Regions from separate parts of the Homo sapiens genome. Here regions 2 and 3 are each linked to region 1. Evidence: chromatin loops called from intact Hi-C (ENCODE). Cell type or tissue: IMR-90. All regions are shown on one strand.

Region 1 (8,000 bases):
CCTTCCAGACCTCACCCTATGTATCTCTTGATCTGGCTATTCATTTGTATCCTTTAAAAATATCCTTTGTAATAAATTGGTAATGTCAGAGACGTTTGAACCACAGCGACTTCATCTTGAATAGGGGATGGGTAAAATAAGGCTGAGACCTGCTGGGCTGCATTCCTAGTAGATTAGGCATTCTTAGTCACAGGATAAAAAAGAAGGTTACCACAAGATACAGGTCACAAAGACCCTGCTGATACAGGATGTCATAAAGAAGCCAGCCAAAACCCACCAAAACCAAGATGGCTACAAAAGTGACCTCTGGTCATCCTCACGGCTCATTACATGCTAATTATAACGCATCAGCATGCTAAAAGACACTCCCAACAGTGCCATGACAGTTTGCAAATGCCATGGTCATGTTGGGAAGTTTGCTTATATGGTCTAAAAAGGGGAGGGACCCTCAATTCCAGGAAATCCCTGCCCCTTTCCTGGAAAACTCATGAATAATTCACCCCTTATTTAGCATACAATTAAGAAATAACTACAGGTATATTCAGTCAAGCAGCCCACACCACTGTGCTCTGCCTATGGAGTAGCTATTCTTTTATTCCTTTACTTTCTTAGTAAACCTGCTTTTACTTTATGGACTTGCCCCAAATTCTCTCTTGTGTAAGGTCCAAGAACCCTTTCTTGGGGTCTGGATCAAGACCCCTATCTGGTAACAGTAATAGTCAGTAAATTGTTTCCTTGGGTTGTACAAGTTATCCTAGCAAATTACTGAACCCGAAGAGGGGGTCATAGGAACCTATTTGTATCCAAGTTGGACAGAAGTTATGGGTAACCTGGGAACCCACTACTTGTGACTGGCATCTGAGGTGTGGCAGTTTTGTGGGACCGAATCCTTAACTTGTGGGATGTGGCTACAGTTCCAAGTAGATCGTGTCAATTGAATTGTGGGACATCTAGTTGGTGTCTACAGGCAATTGGGGAATTGCTTGTTATGAAAAACACGTACACTTGGGTCTCAGAATGTCAGAAGTGTTGTGAAGGTAAAGGAGGTTTTGTTTGTTTGTTTGTTTTCATTTAGTTTGTTAAATAGATGCCCCCAGAGTCTTCCTAGTGCTTGTCCTACACCAACCCCACCTCCTGCCATTCCCCAAGGAACCCCTGAGTCTTCTCATAGTTTAGTAACTAAAAGATGAATGCCCAGCTAAATGAGGGGACTTAGTAACAGCTGTAGCCTTAACACCAGTGTCCATCCTGACTCACGGATGCCAACTCCCACCAATTATTTCAAGTATGAGATGTTTTACCTTTCATCACGTACTAATGAGAGTCAGTGTAGCCACAGAAAAAGGCTTAAGAAAGTTAACATCCTGATTGTGACGCTGCAAGTCAGGTTTAAAACTGGAAGCACGGCAGTGCTGGTCCAATGTCTCAGGCTGATCAATATATTGCTTAGAGTCCAAAGCCCACCAGAGGAAAGGGGTTTTTGTGAGCTGCTAGTCATTAACAGCAGGCTATTTTTTTCTTCTTTTTTTACTTTTTGATTTCTGTAAGCTATTGGGAAACAGGTGCTGTTTGGTTACATGAGTTAAGTTCTTTAGTGGTGATTTATGAGATTTGCACCCATCACCCAAGCAGTATACACTGCCCCAATTTGTAGTCTTTTATAGGATACACATTTGTTCTAAATAAGTAGAATCCTTTCAGATAGAAACCTTACCTAGAATATCAATATTTAAACATATAGGAGTCAAATCACACTGTCCAAAGAGGGGAGAAGGGCTTGAGGTGAGGAAGGAAACACAGGGCCCAAACTATAAAAACTGTTGATTCAGAAAATAATCTAAAAAAACTATTTTAGTTTTATAATTCTGATTAATGAAAAACTAAGCAACATACTAATATATACTGTTTAATTACACAGTATTTATATATACAAATATATATATCACATGTATTTATACATATATTAAAATTATACATATATACATATGCATAATTTATATATCATATATGTAATATATAAATATATAAAGCCCATAAAAGGCTAGTTCAGGAAATAGACATTTTTCATCTAGTGATAAATATCAAAAAACCTAAAAATACTTATAGAAAAGAATCCACCTCCTAGAATTTTATCATAAGGAAATAGTCCTAAATAATGGGGGGAAAGGGTATAGGAAAAATTGTATTTGTAGTCACGCTATTTTATTTCTAAATAGTGGTCCTATTCCAAAACTGGAAACAACTTCAATATCCAATAACAGAGAAATAATTAAATAAATTTTGGCATATCATTTCATGGAATATTCATCACTTAAAACACATCTGTAACGAGCTTGCAACAGCCTGGATAAGCAGTTTAAGAGTAATTGTTTGAAAGAGAGAGGAGGAGACCAGGTGCGGTGGCTCACGCCTGTAATCCCAGCACTTTGAGAGGCTGAGGCAGGCGGATCATGAGGCCAGGAGATCCAGACCATCCTGGCTAACACAGTGAAACCCCGTTTCTACTGAAAATACAAAAAATTAGCTGGGCGTGGTGGCATGCGCCTGTAGTCCCAGCTACTCAGGAGGCTGAGGCAGGAGAATCGCTTAAACCCAGGAGGCGGAGGTTGCAGTGAGCCAAGATTATGCCACTGCGCTCCAGCCTGAGCGACAGAGCAAGACTCCATCTCAAATTAAAAAAAAAAAAAAAAAGCAAAAACAAGACGAGGTTATAAAATCTGGCATGCTTTTATGTTTAAAAAAAATCTCTCATTGAAAAACAAACCATACTTAGTGAAAAAATACAAAAAAAAATTTATCAAATTGTACAGTCGTCTCAGCTGCTAAGATTATGAGGTTTTTTTTTCACTGTAACTATGTATTTCAAATTTTCTATAAGGATTGTGTAGGATTTTTATAATTGTAAAAAATTAAGTAATCATTTAATTTACAGAGGAAAAGGAAAACCAGAAATACACAGTTTAGCCAATTTTAAAAAACACATAAACACAGTATTTTTTAAAAACACAGAAGAAAAAGAAAGTAGCTTTTCAAAATCTACTTCAGCACTTTTACACTGTAGGCCTGCTGTTTGCGGCAAATGCAACTTAAAGTAATTGACCAACAGATGTCACTGTTACACTTCCTACTTTAAGCATCTCTAAAGACGCACAACTTTATATATGGGAACAAAACCAAAAACTTTACTAATTCTCATGTCATCTCCTGCAGGACTGCAGCTTTCTCATCTTTCAGCTTCATTTCTAAACCTCCTTTTGTAATATCTGGAATGTTGAATGCTGTTCTAAAATGACATACAGTGACCATGGTTTTATGGTTATGAAAAATACAGGGTTCTCCTGCTCTTTGATTGCCACCCATGTGAACATCACAGACTTAACCCACACTCGTCAAAAACATGGTTCCAGGTCTGAAAGTAATGAGCCGGAGAACACAAGGTTGTCAACAGGCATTAAAGTTAATGGCTAAAAAAAGAAAAAGTGCTCCTTAGATTTGTGGTGCTCACCTCATCTGTGACAGGAAACTGGATGGGTAAAGAGGGATTGCAGAGAATCACAATAATCTGGTCAATCCTACCAGGCCATCTAAATGTGGAAGTAGGTGAACCCCAGCCCAGTGCTTTCTAAGGAGGAGTCAATACTTCTGTGTCAATGAAAACAAGAATGAATAAGAAAGGAGAAGGTAGCTGGATGTGGTGGCTCACGCCTGTAATCCAGCACTTTGGGAGGCTGAGGCAGGGAACATTTTTGAGGTCAAGAGTTCGAGAACAGCCTGGCCAACATGGTGAAACCCCATCTCTACTAAAAATACAAAAATTAGCTGGGTGTGGTAGCTCACGCCTGTAAGCCCAGCTTCTCAGGAGGCTGAGGTGGGAGGACCGCTTGAACCCGGGAGGCAGAGGTTGCAATGAGCCAAGATCGTGCCACTGCACTCCAGCCTGAGCAACAGAGCAAGACTCCATCTCAAAAAAACAGAACAACAACAACAACAAAAAGAAAACAGGGAAGGCTATGTTTTTCTGAACTAAAAGTAGATCCATCATTTGATGCAGCAATCCAACTACTGGGTATCTACCCAGAGGAAAAGAAGTCATTATACGAAAAAGATACTTGCACATGCATGTTTATTAGCACAATTTGCAATTGCAAAACTATAGAACCAGCCCAAATCCCCATCAATCACAATGAGTGGATAAATAAAATGTGGTATATATTTACATATATACATATACACATATATATACATATATACATATACATACACACACATATATACATATACCATGGAATACTAAGCCATAGAAAGGAATGAAATAACGCCATTTGCAGCAAACTGGGTAAAATCGGAGACTATTATTCTAAGTAAAGTAACTCAGGAATGGAAAACCAAACATTCTATGTTCTCACTCATAAGTGGGAGCTAAGCTATGAGGACGCAAAGGCATCAGAATGATACAATGGACTTTGGGGACTTGAGGGAAAGGGTTGGGGGAAGCGAAGGATAAAGACTACACACTGGGTACAGTGTACACTGCTTACATGATGGGTGCACCAAAATCTCAGTAATCCCCACTAAAGAACTTATTCATGTAACCAAACACCACCTGTTCGCCAAAAACCTATTGAAATTAAAAAAATTTAAAAAATTTAAAAAAAACTGCAGAGGTTATTAAAAGTGAACAAAAACTTTAAAAAAGAGAAGGGAGGTGGTTATGTTTTTTAAATGCATTATCCTATATTCTGCAGATTTTCTGCCAACCTAGTCACCTGTTATTTGAGCAGCTGGAGAGAAAGGTTCATGAATATGGAAGGAAGGCAGGGTATTCGGATTTCACTTGAGAATCCAGAGCATATCAGTTGGCTTTACATATGTTATTGACAAATTTTTAGTAAAAGGATATTAAGAAGTGACTAGCAACCAGTGGGTACTCCCACAATGAGAGATCTAGGCTGCAAAGCTAATGAACAGAGCGCTCTGAGAACACTCAGGTTAAATGACAAACACAGTCACTTCCAGACAAGTTGCTAGTTACTTTCTAGTGTACAAATTTCAGATCACCAAGATGCATCTTCATTTTCTGCAGCCCACTGATTTTTTTTAAACAATGATCCATACATTAAATGCAGCTTTATATACACAATTTACATTAAATACATATTAAATGAGCCTCTGTTGACCACAAAGAACCACAGCACAATCACCAAGATTTCTACTTACATGGAGATCCAAGTACAATTCGCTCCTGTTTGACTTCTCCCTTTCCTCATGAAGCAAAAATGGACAGGCTGGTCCCGCTCTGTAGCCCAGAACCCACGCGCCTCCATCTCTGTTGGGAAGGTCTTTAGGTGTCTGCTCATTGAAGCCGTCCCAGGGAAAGCCCTCAGAGGAGATACCTAAACAAACACAGAGAAGGCCATCAGTGACATGGCAGCCAAATAAATAAATAAATAAAGCCATATTTGGGGAACTCCTACATAGACTTCTCTATGCTAGCTCTTACTTTGCTTTCTAAGTTATATTTTTAAGAGACTGCTTTCCTTTAAAAGTATTTCTCCCGACAATTTCTAGATCACACCAACAAAAATTTACAACATACGCCCTCATCCCCCAAGTCTATTGGCTGTACTCTATGCCCCATATTCTTGCTTACAGGTTGCATGGGTCATTCTATCTCAGCATGAAATCAGAGGAGCTAGGGGACAGAAGTCAGGAGGTCTGGCCTGCTGGCTTTCCTACAGTTCCTAAACAGCGTCATCTGAGCCAAGTCACTAATGTGTGTGTTCTCCAGGGCAGGAACTGTGCCTTGTTCATCTTCATTTCTGGGAACAGAATCATTATGCATGGTGCATACCGGACTTGGACAGTTTGTTGAACGAGTGAGTAGTGCATGAGAAACCCATTTTGGATTCGCTTTTGTCATCTCTAGAATCAAAGGTATTAGTCTAGCTTATTCTAACCTAAACTATAGGCAAGTTTAGGTTTGCCATAGGATGATAATCATTAACTATGTGCCAGACACTGTTTTTAGTTCTGTTCAATTTTTATGACAACATATAGTTAGGTATCATTAGTGTTCTCATTTTAAATGGGGAAACTGAAGTACAAAGAAGTTAAGCAATTTGCTCAAAATCATAAAATCAGTAAATGGTTAAGCTAGGACTTGAACCCAGGCAGTTAAACAATAGAGGGCCGTGCTTTTAATGACCACACTATGGCCTCTGCCTGACATTCTATTCTTAAGATGGCAATATGTGTTCTATAACAAAAGGATTTTACGGTCAAGTAAGTGTGAGAAAAGCTACATACTGTATCTCTTAAAGAATCATGATTCATGTTAGCATATTAAAGACCTTGGGATGCCCTTTAGTACAGAAAACCTAATTCTATATAATAGGGTTTTCCAAACTTATTTGACCACAGAATCCATTTAAAGGGACATCTGCTAAACATGTCGCAAGCCACTTAATGTTGTACTGGACACTTCTAATGTTTCATACAGCACTCAAGTTCCTAGTCCTCTTTTAATTCCTGGTAAGCAACCTTGGCAAAATTTTAAGCCACTAGGCAGAAGTTAAAGGTTTAGGCTCAGTGTATTTTGCAATAGAGATCACTGTTGAATATACGACAGAGTGTTTATTACACATAATCCCTGTAAGAGTCTATTTGGCAGTCACCCAAAGCCAACCAATGGCTTCTACCATGCTGAAACCTGACTTACACGAAACTAGAGCTGAGAGTAAAAGTCAGCTCAGAAAGGAACTGCGAGATAGCATGCTTATATTAGAGTAGCATTTTAGAAGGAAGAAAATTTGAAAACAGCTAAGGTTTGGCTGTTGTTTGCCTGTTTGGTTTATTAGTTTTCAATCACACTTCAGAATGATGCAGGTCACAGTGTGTCTATAGTTGCCCTCTAGCAGGCTGTCCACAAAACACCTTTCTGCAACCACTGAGAAAAATGAGAGTCCAGGGCTTCCCCAGTCTATGTTCCCCCTGCAGACACAGTTGTCTAGAAGAGTATACCCAGGCTCTTCCTTCATCTCGGTCAGATCCCTTAGAACAAAGTGCCTTTCCACTCAATCCCCTTGCTACCCACTGTCTACAGACAGTCTTCTGGCCTTTCATTTAGGGTCTCACATGCTTTAGAGTGACCCACTTCTAGTCTCAAGACATAGGAATGAACTAATGCCTAAAGGAACCTCAGGGAGAAGGCACTCTGCTTAGCACCTTTGCTTTATGCTCATGTTGACTCTGAGGAAGATAGTACTGCTTATATTTTAACAGATGAAGAAATTAAAGCTCAGACCTCCTTTGACTTCTATTTATATGGCTCATCCTCCTCCTGGACTATTTCTATTCACCTTTGGCATAAATTTTTTAAAATTTACAGTATACTCTCACTGTACTACCTCATCTTCCAAGATGTTTTGGTTACTAATCACATCCCTCATTTTAAATCCCTCCACCTTTCATTTTTCTTTTGAAGTAGCTGCTGGCTTTGGGTAAAGTTTGCACAGAATAATAAAACAATATAAAACATAACATATATAATATGTATCACAAAACACAATGTACAACACCTGAGGTAAGACATTTGTATCATCAGAGGCACATTGTCTGGTGAGTGTAAGTTCATCATTTAGGTACAAGAGAGTGAAACATTCCCATAACAACAAGGATTTGGGGTCCTTGAAACACACATGCATGCATATTTATGCAAACACACATGCAAACCCCTCACACACCTGCAGTGGCTATCCAATACTGCATTAATGAGGTGAGGTGTGCAATCCAATTCACTCTCTACGCAGAGCAAAAACAATGTCAAGGTGAAAGTTATCTTCTTTCTGGAAATGGTTTTAGTTTTAAAGAGTTAATTTCTGATACCTAAGGTTTAACCAGACAATATCCCTATGAAGGAAACATGCAAGGTAAAACCATGATGCATAATAATTTTGGCAAGAATCATTTGGACAGAAAAGGACCATAAGTAACATAAAACT
Region 2 (8,000 bases), 610 kb after region 1:
ATATTGGATGACTTAAAGATGTAATTGTTCTTACATCTTAATGTCGTGAGTTTTTAAAGACTATTGTCCAAAAGCTTCATTGATATCTAAAATTATTACAAGAAAAAATAAAACAAGGGATGTTTAATAGGTCATCAGAAAGAAATGTTTCAAAGAGAAAAAGCAAGTACTTAGAAATAGAGGAGCACAGAATATTTCAGTCAGCTAAAATGGCCCTCCACATATATTCCAGCTGAACTAGTGCTTTCTTATTATCTTTTCAGCCTGTTACTTTCATATTATTTTGCCCTCTCGTGTGTTTGTGTGTTCTCATCCCTGAATTTTCATAGCATATAAATAAGCAGGTGCTGAAGACTCTCTCTGATCCTTATCCTAGAGACATAATGAACAACAAGGTGTTTTACCAGCATCCCAACCTCATGAGAGTCCTGGGCATGCACGAGACGGTGATGGAGGTGATGGTGAACGTGTTGGGTACAGAGAAATCTCAGGTAATGCTAAAAGGAGAACCTAGCCAGAACTTGTCCCTTGAGGCAGGAGCACGAGGTGACTTGTTCAGAGCCACGTGGCTGGTGTCCCTTGCCTCAGTTTCTCTTCCAGGGAGAGGAAGGGATAGGCACAGTGCCAAGAAGGAGCCAAGCGATGGGATAATGCTGCTGGACGGAATCCCATTGTGTAAGAGCTCTTGAAGCTTGGAGACTTTCTTCATTAATCCCACTGGGCTATTCAGTTGCTAAGTTTACTTCCCGTATTCGGCAGCCCTGCTCTTTCCAAGATGGAATCACTCACTTCCACTTAGGAGCCTGGTGTGTTTTGTGCTGAGTCAGGAGAAGGCTGTTCTAAAGGAGAACAAGATCTCAATAGTGATCCTGGCAGTGTTTCCCCAGAAGTGTTGATGTTTCCTCTGTCAACCGAACTCCTGAAGAAGCCAGGTTTCCTTGCCAGCTCCCTCATAAGGAGCCCGCATCAGGGGGAGCTCCTGTTGCTAAGGGGAGAGTTGTGGGGATAGGACACAACTGGACATTTATCCCAGCTGGGCTGGGGACCTCCTCACGGTTAAACTGCTTCCACAGGCAGTAGATCGGGTATGGCTTCAAATGTTGGAAATTCCAGAGTGCCAGGGTCCTAGGAAGGGATGATTTCTGGTGCAGTTTCATCAGTGCTACTGGGGAGGGGGTGGGTGTGTAGAAGGAACAGAAGCCAGGGTCACGTTCCTCATGGGCTTCCTTCTGATCTCTTGGGAAAGTGAAATCTCTCCAGAAGATCCCTGAGCACATGTCTGGATGCCTCAGCGAGCAGATAGACTACAAGTTTCTGAACCTTATTGCTTAGAGCATCCTCTGTGATATTAAAGGAGGAAATCAAGGTTGTCTTAGGATCCCGAGCAAGGTTAACACTGGCACCATTTATTGAGCACTGTAGGATCAAAACTAAGATTTGGCCCAACCTAGAGATGCTGGTTACTTTGTTAAGTAGAAAAGCCAAGTACAATCAACAGTAATGTAAGATGGCATCTTCATGCTAGACTGCATGAATCAAATTACAAGTGCTATGGAATCCCATAGAAGAGCAATTATCAATGACAAAAGTAGTCAGGGAAGACTCAGAGAGCGATGCCTTTCAGACTTGCGTAACTGTAGAGGCCAGCCTTGACCCAGGGCACTTGGGCTTTGATATACTGGTGGGCCTTATGTGTCTACGATCACCTGTGTCTGTCTGTCTGTCTGTCTGTCTCTCTCTCTCTCTCTCCCCCCCTTTCTCTCTCTCCCCCCTCCTCACTCTCTCCTCTTTCTCTCCTCACTCTTTCCTCACTTTCTCTCCTCACTTTCTCTCCTCTCTGTCTCTCCTCTCTCTCTCATCTCACTCACTCTCTCTCCTCTCTCTCTCTCTCATCTCTCTCTGTCTCTGAATTCTGTCCACTCCCTTCCTACTTGGAAACAATAGCCTGGTAGAAGGTCATGCAATTTCACATGACTTCCGAGGATGATTGGGATTCTTGTTTGACATCTATTTCTCTTGGAGGAAAGATATTTCAGGAACTATAACTCCTATGAATAAGTCTTGAGAAAAAAAATGGAAGGAGAAAGTTCATTTTTCCAAGTGTTCACACTTTACCCACTTAAGACTCTGAGGTCAGAGTTTTCAGAAAGGCCTCATGATAGATTCTTTTGTCTGACACTTTCTACTTCTCCCTACAGATTGCATTTCCAAAGATGGTTGCTAGCTGCTGCCGTTTCCTTTGCTATTTCTGTCGAATTAGCCGGCAAAATCAGAAGGCCATGTTTGAGCATCTGAGTTATCTTCTGGAGAATAGCAGTGTTGGCCTAGGTGCGTAAGTCTTCTTGTAACTTCCACATCCAAACTCGAAGGTTACACTCCCCCTTTTGACCACTTAGGAAAATACAGGGAAAGGAGCCACATGCACGCTGTGATATTTGTAAATACTAGAAGAGACTCTGCCTGATTTAAAACAATTGAAGTAACGATGCCACAAGAACGTTCTCCAACAGAAGTAGAGATGTTGCTACCAGCCAAGATTGGTGACAGTTTAGTGTTGGCATAGTCGTACAGTTTTACCTCATCTCTCTTGGGACCAGTGGCCCATGGTTTACAAAATGCCCCTGGGATTGCAGGTATAGTCTGGGGGCACAGCTCTTCCCAGCCCACTCAACTGACCAGGGAGCAGTGCTGATGAGACCAAGGTCATGGATCGGATCTCGTCTTGGCAGGCTGGCTGCAGGCTGCATACCTGTCCATCAACCTCCCAGCAAGTGCTTTCCTTAGCGGGGAGGCAGACTGGCCAAGAGCAATCGTGGATAAACAGTGTAAATCCACCACTACCACTAGAAAAGCAAGTCACTGCATATGCCTTACTCACTGTTCTGGGTATAAACGAAATGAATGTGTGTAATACACAAATACTTGCACTTGAAAACTGAAGTTTCACGGGTTTTTATTTCTCAAATGCAACCTCAGGCTACTAACCTTTTTGTAAAATGCCACCTGAAGTTTTTCTTAATTCTAGCCTGAGAACCAAACAAACAAGTCAAAAACAACATTGGTGACCTGGTGAAACTATATGAGCTAATGCTGTTTGATGCTATTTTTAAACTCTAGGTGGTAGCCCCAGAAATATACAGGTTCCACTGGGCTTAGTTGGTCGAGTGGCATCTGATATGGGGGCCTCAAGAAGTTTTGTGTTAGAAAAGCACTTGGAAATACATGGTCCCGGTTGGTAGTGTGAACCGATTTTGTATTAATTCGTATTCACGGCAATGAATGTGGGGAGGAAGGATAGCTAATAGAGCTGTTCTTAATGCAAGCGGACTGTCCCATTGGAGAACGGTCATGTAAGCCAGGTTTCAGTGTGTTTGCTGCCCTCTCCTGTCCGCTTACGTGCACTGCAGTCTCAGCTCAGCACTGAGTGTCTTCCTCTGTCCTTTTCTTGCTAATTCTCCCCTCCTCCCTCAGCCTCCCCGTCGATGAGGGGATCCACCCCGCTGGATGTGGCAGCTTCCTCTGTGATGGACAACAATGAGTTAGCGCTGAGCTTAGAGGAACCAGACCTCGAGAAGGTAACCGGCCCTTGGGGTGGCAGTGTGGTGTTCTCTTCGGCCTGTAGTGCAGCTAAGCTAAGGATAAGCAGACCACGGATGGAGTCTCTGTCACTGTATCGTCATCTTGGTGGGCTTGTAGGGAAAGTGTGAAAGAATGTGAGTAACCGGTAGCAGCACAACGATTATGACCAAGGGATCTCCTGTGAACACAGGTAGCCAACTTCAGAGACATGTGGACATTTGTGTTCTTCGTGTGTGGAAGCCCAGCCTCGTTGGTCTACATGGAACATTACCAGATGCCGGTGGTTCCTAATAAAGTTCTGCGTAATTTACAGATTTATAAATCTACCTATGGAAGGAAGAGACATGGCAGAATACTGTATAATCAGTGTCCTTTCCATGTGTAACTGAGACAAACTGAGCTGCCCTCTGCTGGGAGTGTGGATGAAGCTCCTGGTGGTGGAGCTGGTTGAGGCGGCCTCACTACGTCTTTTCCCCATCCCTTTCTTTAAATGATGTCCTTGACCGGAGGGCTGACAGGATTCACAGTGTGACCTTCTGAGTGGAGCAGAGCAACCTGGAGGGGGAGGGGGGTGGAGAGGAGGGACGTGGGCAAGTCAAAGACAAATCAAAGGTCATCATTATGTAGGGGGTTTGGGAGCACACGGAAAAGGGCACCTGAGCCTGACTAGGGGATTGGGAAGGTCACTCAGAAACAGTCATGACTTGAGGGATGAGTAGAAGCTGATCAGCCGCATTGTTGGGGAAGCATGCCAGGGATGTTTGCATGTCCGAGAGGAGAGTATGGCGTGCTGGGGAATAGGAGACTGGGTATGACTGAAGCACAGAGTACCTGGGGGATGTGGTGAGAATGCAGCAGAAGCAGTGAGGAATTGAACTTATGCTACCATTTCTATTACTAAAAGAAATTCATGCTCATACACTGTGCCAGGCTTTATTCTGAATGCTTCCCACAAATGAACTCACGTGACCCTCAGACCAAGCCCTTTCATTGTTGCCTGCCAGTTACGGGCAAGGAAGTGGAGGCATAAAGAGATTGGGTGGCATCCTCAGTGTCATGCGGTTAGTCAGTGGCACAGCCAGGCATCGAGAGCGCTGGGCTGTGGAGGCAGTGCTCCTACCCATTTTATTACAGGAGGTCACCGTAGAGCCAAGAGTGGTGGAAACCACTGGAGAGTATTAGGCAAAGGGGCAACACGATACAATTCATATTTTAGAAAACACCCCAGTTTCAGTAAGAAGAACTGAACAGAAACAAGTCTTGAGGCAAGGAGGAGAGTTTTGGTAGTAATCAAAGCCCAAGACTGTGCTGGCTTCAATTAATATTGATGCAGTGGGTGTGAGAAGCGTTTGAAGCCAGGGGACCGATCTATCACAGGACAAGTTGCAGCCATTAATTAGATATCAGTTCAGCCCATGTTTTCCTCCAAGGAGTGCAGGAGGTAGAGCAGATCTGAGGAGGCCGGCGATGAGTTTGGGGTCTGTCAAGTTTAAGGGGCCCCAGGGCTCCCAAATGGCATTGTCAAGTAGGGAATTGACGACCTGGCAGTATATCTCAGGAGAGCTCTCTGAGCTGCAGATAGAGCACACAGAGGGTGGTTGAAGCGCTGGGGGTACATGAGGTGACTCCAAGGGCTGGTCTGGAGCAAGAAAAGAAGCATAGCCAGGCCAGAGCCCTGAGGACCACCAGCATATTTAAGGGAGTCGCTGAGGAAAAGGCACCAACAAAAAACAGGAAGAGGAGCAGCCAAAAGGATGAGAAAACCCAGCAAATCTAGTATCTGAGAAGCTGAGAGGGAAAATTGAGAAATAAATACACATTTTTTTCTTCGTGTCGCATAGTGAACGTGGGGTGGCTCAAAGAAGACAGGGTGAGGAAAGAGAGAGAGGGGTTGTCTTGATTAAACGATTGTGGCAGCAGATGGCCTTCCTCTAGCTGAGGCAGCCACACAGAACACAGATTTACCACTCACGAAGATTCTGCTGTTTCAGGCCTTGGCAGAGAATCATTGGCCAAGCTGCAAAACCATGTCTGATCTATTAAGATGAGATGATAATTACCCACCAATAATTCGTTGACATTTTTCAGTTAGTAAATTCTATTTCAAATGCATTCAACTGATAATTACTGAGGGCCTATCATGAACCAGACAGACAAAACGCCCGTGTTTGTGCAGCATATTTCTAATGGGAGGAACTTTCCTTGTAGTCAGAGAGGATATTACTTTGCTGGGGCTGCCATAACAAAGTACCACAGGTTGGGTGACATAAACATCGGAAATTTATTTTCTCACAGTTCTGGAAGCTGGAAGTCCAAGATCGAGGTGTGCGCAGGTTTGGTTTCTTCTGAGGCTTCACCTCCTGGCTTGCAGATGGCCACTGTTTTGCTGTGTCCTCACGTAGTCTTTTCTTTGTGTGCACGTATCCTTGCTATCTCTCTGTGTGTCCAGATTTCCTCCTCTTGAAGGACATGACCCCAACAACTCAGTTTAACTTAATCACCTCTTTACAGCCCCTATATCCAAATACAGAAACATTCTGGGATATTGAGGGTTAGGGCTTCCACATGAAATTTGCGGGAGACAATTTAGCCCATGACAGAGGGGTTTGTCTTTGAGTTGGTCATTTTATTTTGTTCTTTAAAGTATTTTGAAATATCAGACATTTTTACAATAATATTTTGAGGCGACAAATTTAAGTGAAAGCATTTTTTTTTATTTTGTCAGATTCAATCAGTATTTCCAATGGACTTCATTGGGTCCCTTATAAATCATTAAGTTAAAAGCAGGAATCAAGGAAAGAATCTATTTACTGGCCTTATCAAATATGATGTTTATCAAACAACCCAATACCATAATAATACCATAATAGAAGAACCTTGCTTTTTAACATTCTGTTAAAAGAGGGCAGTCATGGTGGCTCACGCCTGTAATCCCAGCACTTCAGGAGGCCGAGGCAGGTGAATCATTTGAGGTCAGGAGTTCAAGACCAGTCTGGCCAACATAGCAAAACCCCATCTCTACTAAAAAGAAATACAAAAGTTAGCCAGGCATGGTGGTTGGTGCCTATAGTCCCAGCTACTCAGGAGGCTGAGGCAGGAGAATTGTTTGATCCCGGGAGGCAGAGGTTGCAGTGAGCCGAGATCATGCCACTGCACTCCAGCCTGGGAGCCTGGGTGACAGAGCGAGACTCCGTCTCAAAAAAAAAAAAAAAGAAAGAAAAAAATCTGCTGAAAGAAGTCCCAGTCAATATAACTTACGGTTAACTTTAATAAGCAATCCCAGCTGCAAACGGAGTAAGTGAAAATGACCAGACCAGAGGGAAATGTTAGAAGTTGCTCCTCCAGGCTCTGTAGGCCTGTGTTGTGAAGGGTACCAGCCACCTCCTGCATACACACAAGACTCAAGCACCATGCCACCTGTCGTGAGAGCTTCCATAAATGCTGTGTCTATTCATGGTCTCTGCATCTAGAGGGAGAGACCTCAGCCAAACTCTGTTATTCGTACATTTAGATGACAATAAATAGCTCAGTGTTTTAGGTGGTATGACGATAACCGATGCTTGTGTGAAAAGCAGCTGAATGGGTCTTTTTGGACAAGGCAATGCCACAAGGTTTTGAACTCCATATCCTATTCTCAGCCTCAGTTCATCTTTTGAAACAGTGTTGCTCAGCAAAGACATGGAGCCTCCATTGGAAGAAGTCAGATGTGATTAACGCAGGCCAGCAAGCTGGAGAGGGAAGAAATGGGCGCTTTGGGAAATCTGTAAAGGGGATGAGGTTTGCCACACCGTTTTCAAGTAGTTGGGGTGGCTTAGCACACTGCTATAGACTTTATTCAGCCCAATGTCAGGAAATTACCCAAGTTTGGTTCACAGGAAAGAACAGCAAAGGACTGGTATGCTGGAGTTTCTTCCTTCTATTGATCACGCCAGAAATTAGATCATTTAGGATTGAACAGTAGCCCTACCCCAACACATACACACACGCATATGCACACACACATGCACACACACTCTTTCTCTCTCTCTCTCTCTCTCTCTCTCTCTCTCTCATATGGGCAATTATAGCAGCCTGTGAAATGTCTGCACCTGCAATCTTGAAAACTCTGCCCAATTCTGGCCCTTATTGATGCTTCCCTGACATTTTAAAGACAAAATCAAATCTGAACTCTAAGCAGAATATTATCTTTACTGGTTTAAGAAGGAAAAAGTGTGGTGATAGATTCTTGCTGAGTTTGGCCTTATTTTTATTATACTTGCAAAATAGAATATTTGACATCAGCAAGTAAGTGATTCATTGAACAAACATTTATTGAACAGCTACTATGTGCTAGGCCCTGGAGGTTAAAAAAAATCTTAAAAAACACCATCTCTGACTTTGAGGATTTTGGAGCACTGTGGATTCTCCTCTTCTCTGTGTAT
Region 3 (8,000 bases), 210 kb after region 1:
GTTTCTTGGATTTCTAAATATCTGCCTCTGTAATCCCTATCACTCCGCTCCCTTCACTTTTTAGAATAAGCCCATTACGGTATGTGATCCTCATTCTCTGCCTTGCCCAGTTGACTACTTGCTTGTTGTCTGTTCCCATAATTTCTAGATATTGCTGCTGCCTGTATCTGGAACTGAGTTCCCTTCAGCTCTGACATGTGGATTGGTCTTCTGATGCCTGACCTCTCCTTTGGCAGGTATACTTTTATGTAGGATCCTTTCTAAGTTGTCCTAACCTGCCATTCCTGACCATAGATAGCCAAACTGTCTCTCATTACTGCAGAGTGTCAGCTAATTAAACATCCACGTATGTGGGCAGTTGACTGTGGGGTCAATGTCAGTTTTGCAGAATATCTTTAGAGGATACTGAAGGGCTCTGGATTTGGTGCTGCTGTGCTGTTCAACTTTTTTGTTTCAAGGGCTAGAAGAAAGCTAGAGAAAGAATGTTTATCAGGTTTTCAGATGATCTGTAGCTCTTGGGAAGTAGTAAATATAATCCTTTAATACTTTGAGAATATTCTAAGACTACTATGAAAGGGCAAGACAAGTAATATACATATTACAATCAATAAATGTAAAGACCTTTACTTAGTTTCTAAAGGTAACTTCTCAAGTACAGGAAAAGAAAAAATATATTACCATAGTGATCAACACTTGGCAATCCAGCAGCACTGAACTATAAGTAACTCCTTTTTACATCATGCTGCTTCTCATTCTCTGGCTTTGACTTGACTTTTCTCTTCCACGAAGATATTCCTTCCCCACTGCTTTCATCTGCCTAACTCCTCCCCATGCTGTAAGACTCAGTCTCCTCCCCAGAGCCTAATTTGACAACCCAGCCTGTGCTATTTGCTTTTCTTCTGTAGCTCAATGTGTTCCTCCTCCTTGTAGTGAACACATTACGGAATAGGTATATGGCCTGTATCCGTCTCCCAGAGGAGGCTGTGAGATCTCTAACAACTGGGGCCAGTTCTTCTTCATCTTTTATATCCAGTGCTTAGCCAGGCCGTGGCACATAGTGAATGTTGATTAAGTGTCTGAAGATGCTGGAACAGGCTTGGTCCTCCTCTAGGAGTGAGCCCATACAAGATCTAAAATTGCTTCAAGTTACTTTTCTGAATTCCACCTCTGAAACCTGCTTTTTTATCCTTGTCTATCCCTTATTGAAGCCATTTCACTTTGGCTGTTAATATTTATCTTGACTTGCTCCTCAGATAATAAGTTTTTAGTTCTCGGTTGCTTTTGGGCCTACCCTCAAATTGGAGTTCCTTCTTTATTTTCTCCTTAGCCTGGGCCCCCAAACCCAGGACAAGGACTGGCCTGTTTACTCCTCTGCCCACATGCCCAGCTTCTGTTCCTGAGACCCAGCAAGGACGAAAGGCATTTCCTCGACTAGCCCTGTCCTGCCCCCTCTCTCCTCCCACCACACACCATGCTCTCTTTGGCTAGGATGATGGCTGCAGCAGCAGGGCCTGAGGCTTTAGTTGACTTCAAGTATAAGACAAGCTATCAGCGTGTTATAGCTGCAAGAAAAGCACATGCTTTTGCATAATTCACGAGTACAGTATAATAAATATCATGAGAGGAAGCGACTCCATTACACTCTAAATAGATAGATCCAATTCAGGCATCACATTTAAGAATCATACAAATTTAGTTCCTCTACAGAAAGCAAACCAGAATGCAGAAAGATTTTCAGGCCCTCTTCTGGAAAATGGATAACCCAGGGCTACACGAGTTCAATATGTGAATACCTGTTATAGAAAAAAATGTTAGAAATAGCATAGCTTTCTAAGTAGAGATTAAATTAAGTAAAGATTTTTGCTTAGTATAAGAGAAATTTCCTCTCAATAAGAACTATTCAAATGCAAATGACTGTTTTTATAGATAATAGTCCATCATTTTATATGTATAATTAAAAAATATAATATGTAATTATATATAATTTATAATATATACTTTTATATTTATATCATACAGATTATATATATGCTATATTTTTTAAGAGTGTTAGGAACAATTCTTGGATACTAGATATTCTACAGAATATTTATGTACTCTTGAGATAGATTGGACTACATAATCTGTAAGATCCCTTTAGCTTCTGAAATTCCAATCCTGTTAATGTATAAAGCACCCATGTCAGCCTATTTTCTAAATTTATACATGTCTTATTGGTCCTACTATATTGCAAGCTCCTTGAATACAGGGATATTATATCTAATTCACCTTTGCTACCCTTGTAACAGTACATACATATTATACAGACTTGCTCAATAGGCATCTGATGAATAAATGTATGAATGTATGGATGGATGGATGAATGGATGGATGGATAGATGAATAGATGGATCAAACAAAAACCATGTGGACTTCTCTAAGAGATTTTATGTGATCTTGAGAAATCCTTCAATTTCTTTCTCCAATTAATGAAACGAACATTAACTAAGGATCCGACTACCTGCAGTGTTAGAGGAAATAGTAAATGTGTAATTTAAAGACGCTGGAAACGTACAAATGTTAGGCAAAAACAGTAAAACAGTATTTTGTTAATGATATTTGTTCCTGTCTCAAATCCTTCTATTAAAATTTAACTTTTTTTCAAATTATGGAATTTTATAGCTGACATTGAAGGCTCAGATGCATTTTTATCTGAGATTAATTTTTTTTACTATGCCATATTCTTTGTAAGAAATCTTCACAGGGCCATAAAATCTTTTTGTGGCATGGGTTAGAATACATTAACTCAATAATATGGCTTTAGTTATACTGCCTAATTTCAATGTGAGAAAAAATACCAACTTCACTATTAATTATTAACAGTAGCAGAAGTAGCATAAACACATGTTTGTCAGGGCTTAAAGCAAGATACTATTCCTTTATTCCCCCTAGGATTGATATGAATTTGTCCTCGCAGTTCACATCTGTTGGGTTACGTGCTGCAGCCCCAAATCCCACCTGATTTACCCTATTCACAGCTACAGTAATAGCAGGGTGAGCTCCTGACCAAAGCCAGATCCATCACAGCCCTTTTCCTCAAAATCTGAGCTTGAGATTAAATATCAGCCTCTCTCCTCATAGCTGTGCCTATTACATGTTAAATCTGATGCTCACTTCTGCCATGTTTCCCAATGTATTCCGAATAATTGAGGAAGTCTTCCTGGCTATTTGTTGTTTAAATTGCCTTTATAATGTATATGTATATATTATTGGGTCTCTGCTGATTGTAGTCTTCTGGAGAGCATTTATTAATTGAGATTCTTTGGGTTACAAGTAACATTGTAGGTAGTTTAAGAAAAAATCGTAAATCTAGCTTAAGGCTATTGGTACATCTAATGGAATCCAAGACCACAGAGCTAGATAGACGGTATCAGCACTAGCACCCTGCCTGCTGATTAAGCCTGTTGCTTGGACAATTTTCAAAATTCAATTATTCACTTATTAAAATTTTTTCTCACCTCCTGTATATTTGCAGTGATTATTGGCCCTTTTTATTTTTCAAGTCCATTTCAAGTAGGTTTATGAAGATTGTCCTGGCTGAGGTCATCTTTTTATAAGCCAGAGTGTTTTATTTGCCATTAACAATGAAAGCGTATTTATCAAACATGCTATCAATCTCAGTAACACAGAATCCCTATTAATGACATATTTCTGATAGAACAGTACAGTGAATATTACTTAGGTTCTTCAAGATCCCAAATTGCTTCCTGAAGTCTTTACAAGAAATGAAACAGAAACTGTAATTAGGTCTTTAGTGTTTCTTCATTCCATTAAAAAGTATCAGTTTGTATTTGCAACATATGATAGCGCCAACAGAATATTTAATTAGCTCAAATCTAAGGCATTGCAGAGGATACACAGGCTTTATCAGAAGATAGATTAGCTCTGTGCCACCAGAGGGCGACCTAACCTAATTATGTGGAAGTGTGAGACTCCGGAGGGGTTAAAATCTAGAGTGAGCCCTAAATGGTTGAGGGGCGGGAAAGGAATTACAAACAAGAACATATACAATGGAAAATTAGAATCAGCACACACAAGCCTACAATTTTCCAAGTCTTCCTAGTCATAGTTTCTTGCTTCCGAAAAACTTGTTTCATTCATTAAGGACATATATTAACTGTTTGCTACCTGATATTTTAATGCCTTGCCTTGGCTATTTTTAATCCTTGCTATTGCCTCATTGCAGGCGGTGGTCATCATTTAAGTGTTTCTTTAGGTTAAATAATTATGTAGAAAGTAACGCACTGCAATATTTGTAACTCACTGCCTAAGATGGAAAGGAGGCCCTGAGCCACTCCAAACACACAGGGACCCTCATGAGGCATCATCCCATTACTGTCCCTGTTCGCTTCCCCACTGTTATTATAGCAACTGTGCTCTCATGGTCTAACCCAAATTCCTAGCAGTATAGTACAAACCCACTTTCTCCTCTTTTGTCTTCAGTAGTGATGGGAGCAGCTTGTGACACATACAAAAAGTTTTGTTATATCCTTTCCTTGGACTTTTATTCTTCCACTGAAATCATGTGCATTCTTTTTAGCTTATTTTCAGACATTATATAACATTGCTACTTTCTTTCCAATTTTCCTGTTATTTTGATGCTCTCTTTTAAAACAATAGAATTGCTTGTTTTAAAATCATTATAACTAATAACAAAAATAGTTATTCTGGCTGATTTCATTTTTAGTTTTCCTCTCGTGGCGTCAAGCAGGAGTCCATCTGTGTGCCATTGGTGAAATGGTGGTGTTTACTTTGGTTTTCATTCAAACACATATCAGAGCCAGCCATTCAGTCTGAGTTCATCCTGCCTTCTATTCCTTCAGCAGGCGAACATGAAAGCAGAGTCTCCACGCCCGTCTCCAGACAAACAGCCTATCGCTGCCTGAAATCGGTGCTTTGATTCTCAAATGCAGCTACTGGGCAACTCACAGTCCCCTGCGTACTGAAGGCAGTTTCCTAGGCAGACCACCGGCACAGCCCAGACCGCAGGGGCCTGTGAGCGGACGAACCTCTGAAGTTATGTGGCTGCTGTCCCGAGTGGTGTACACGTTTCTCACCGCATTCATCCCTAAGAATATCTCATGGAGACAATCTTTCCTGGGAGACAGGTCACGCAGCGGTTGCAATAGGTGTGACAAGCTTCCAAGCTATGTGTCGCACTGCAAATATGTGGGCATTAAGGAGTGTGTTTTCCTGGCTCCAGACCCGAAAACTAACTCTGCCCAAGATAACTAGCTGCCCCAGGACTCAGGGCAAACAAACAAACATGCTGCCCGGCCAATGCTGTGTCCTTTCTGCTCTAGCGAGAGAAGCTCCTGTTAAAACACAAACACAATCTTGTTGGATAGTAGGGGATTGTCGCAAACTCACACACAGCAGACGGTCAAAGTGGAGGCATATTTTCTTTAGTGAATAAGAGATTCTTTTCCTCCTTCTATTTTCATTCTTTGGGCTGTCGATGAGGATGAAAAAGAAGCAAGACATGATCTGCTTTTTCCATTCCCATTCTTAGCAAGGGCAGTGGCAAATAATTGGTCTCTCTAGAGCGTAGCATATTAAATATTAACTACCAAATAAGAACAGAAAGTCTCTTTCCAGCCCCATGATTCTGCCTAACACAAAAAAGTAGTTAACATTTTTTCAGATCTTTTGCTGTGTCAGGCACCCACGCTAAATAAGTACTTGGTATACATTATATCATTTAATTTTCACCACAACCTTTTCAGGTAGTATTACTGTTATTCCCATTTTACAGATAGGGAAGTTGAGGCCGGTCGAGTATAGGAAATTTGCTCAAGTTCTCACAGCTGGTAAGCTATAGAGATGAGCTTTGAATCAGCATTTGTAACCATACTCTAGTCAGGACTTGAACAGTGTACTAGAATAGAGCATGTACACAGATAGGACACATTGGGTTCTATTCACCAGTCATAAATCTTCACTGAAGAACTTATGCTGTAAAAATAGGTTTCATATCCTGCCAGTTTCTCTAACTGAAGGAAAATTCCAGAATCTGATGGGCTTTGTGGTTCTATGGACCAATGAAAGGCACCAGGCTGCAGAGAACAGGTTCCAGCTTGAATGGTGCATGGACGTTTCTCCTGTCTGTATCTCTCACCAAGTGAACTCACATGACAGCTGCAATGGCTGTGGGAGGGTGGGTATTCCAAACTGCTCAGGTTTTAGCCTTGAGGTGGACATTAATCTTCTTGAGCTGTAAGACAGATGCCCCCTTATTCTAAATTAATACATTTTATACAATTGAAGATTAATAGATATCAATCAATCCATACCTACAGAGTATGTATCCGGCATTCAAAGTCTTGCTGGATTCTGTAGAAGATAAAAAAATATATACACAACATGGCTTCTGGTGTGAATTTAGCCATTAGCAAGAAGGAGAGGACTCGAGGTTCCATGGCCACTCTAAGCTGTTCCCAATTCCTGGGGCCAGTCACCCATAAAGGCACATTTTGCTTTTTGTTTCAGCAAGACCATAATCAATGGTATACAACAGTGGTTACTCAACAAGCTTTTTGCTCTTAGGATTCCTTGGACTCTTAAAAATTGTTGAGAACCCAAAGAGCTTTTGTTTATGTGGATTACATCTAATAATATTTACCACATTAAAGATTAAAACAGGCCGGGCGCGGTGGCTCACGCCTGTAATCCCAACACTTTGGGAGGCCGAGGCGGGTGGATCATGAGGTCAGGAGATTGAGACCATCCTGGCCAACACGGTGAAACCCGTCTGTACTAAAAATACAAAGAATTAGCCGGGCGTGGTGGCGGGCACCTGTAGTCCCAGCTACTCGGGAGGCTGAGGCAGGAGAATGGCATGAACCCAGGAGGTGGAGCTTGCAGTGAGCCGAGATCGCACCACTGCACTCCAGCCTGGGTGACAGAGCGAGACTCCGTCTCAAAAAAAAAAAAAAAAAAAAAAAAAAAAAGAAAGATTAAAACAGATCACTTAAAATATTTACTTATAAGTTATTTTAAAATAATGATAATACATCCACATGTATTTTATGAAAAATGACTGCATTGTTCCCCCAGATTAGTGAGAAAAATGTCATTGTTTTAGATTTTTAAAAAATATTGTATTGAATGGCCTAATAAAAGACAGCACAACTCTATCTTCTTCTTCAATTATAATCTGTTGTGACATGTTGTTTTGATTCAAGTATATAAAGAAAATATGCTTCACCTGGGTATGTAGTTGGAAAAGGAGGATCTAGCCAACTTCCTGGAAGTGTCACAGAGACCCCTAGAGGTCCTCAGGCCACACTTTGAGACCAGTTATCATTATGTAGGGTGTGGGCACAGGCAGCTTGCATGGCTTAACATCAGCCTATGACCATGTATTGGTAAAAATATAGAGATGTGGTATGACTCTGGGTGCCCTACAAGGCAGCTACCTGAATGGCAGGATTTGAGAAGCATGATGAGGTCCTCCTGCCCCAAATTATCTCCCTTTCACTGGCTCCTCACGGTGCAAGAGCCTGATGATTAGTTTAATCTTTGGATGAAGACACTGAATGCTCCAATTTAAATTCAGATTTATTGATCATCCTTTAAATAAACTTGTATTAAGTGACATAAATGTGCAAGACTTGGAGCTAGGAACATAACTGTGAATAAGAGAGAATAATAGAACAATTGATTAGTCAGTAGTTTCCTGAGAGAATGGAAAATAGGATAAGCAAGTGTTGATTGTATGGAGTGGCAGAAAAAGTCTAAAGAGGATATTATCAAGGCCTAATTCAGGCCAAACTAGAGGTGGCCAGCGTGGAATGACTTGAGGGATATCTGGAATTCTCATCTGGGGAAAAATAGTATCTTTGAAAACTCAAATGAGAAAATTCACTTCTTCTAGTTATTCAATTCTTTTAAAATGAAAATATGCCTCCTTCTCCCTATCAGTATAAAGACCACTATCAGAACTATTGGATATTCCTGCC

Evidence for each region. A loop is a pair of places that touch in the nucleus more often than their neighbours do. Peaks named below come from ENCODE experiments on the same cell type or tissue, not always from the same donor. Only the 100,000 strongest peaks of a DNase experiment are listed, where the experiment ranks them.
Region 2: a loop joins it to region 1, with 28 times the contacts of the local background. A loop is called at or near these places in 51 of 110 quality-filtered maps.
Region 3: it touches region 1 in a loop (6-fold over the local background); 11 of 110 quality-filtered maps call a loop at or near these places.

What each region holds. Positions count from the first base shown.
Region 1 is chr15:33,083,582-33,091,581 of GRCh38, forward strand. FMN1 (formin 1) reads right to left here. Exons shown (of 21, transcript NM_001277313.2): 5 at 5,218-5,393. Among named protein-coding and RNA genes, the nearest start is that of FMN1, 110 kb to the right of the region's middle. In IMR-90, a CTCF peak has its summit at 3,104 (motif pointing right); DNase peaks (open chromatin) are centred at 3,120 and 6,670; H3K4me3 peaks cover 2,126 bases; H3K27ac peaks cover 2,204 bases.
Region 2 is chr15:33,697,506-33,705,505 of GRCh38, forward strand. RYR3 (ryanodine receptor 3) reads left to right here. Exons shown (of 104, transcript NM_001036.6): 40 at 377-491; 41 at 2,199-2,328; 42 at 3,472-3,575. Among named protein-coding and RNA genes, the nearest start is that of CHRM5, 270 kb to the right of the region's middle. In IMR-90, CTCF peaks have their summits at 2,378 and 3,387 (motif pointing left); a DNase peak (open chromatin) is centred at 3,356; H3K27me3 peaks cover 1,041 bases.
Region 3 is chr15:33,288,965-33,296,964 of GRCh38, forward strand. No RefSeq gene overlaps it. Among named protein-coding and RNA genes, the nearest start is that of RYR3-DT, 18 kb to the right of the region's middle. In IMR-90, a CTCF peak has its summit at 3,934 (motif pointing right); no DNase peak of the experiment used is centred here; H3K27me3 peaks cover 1,654 bases.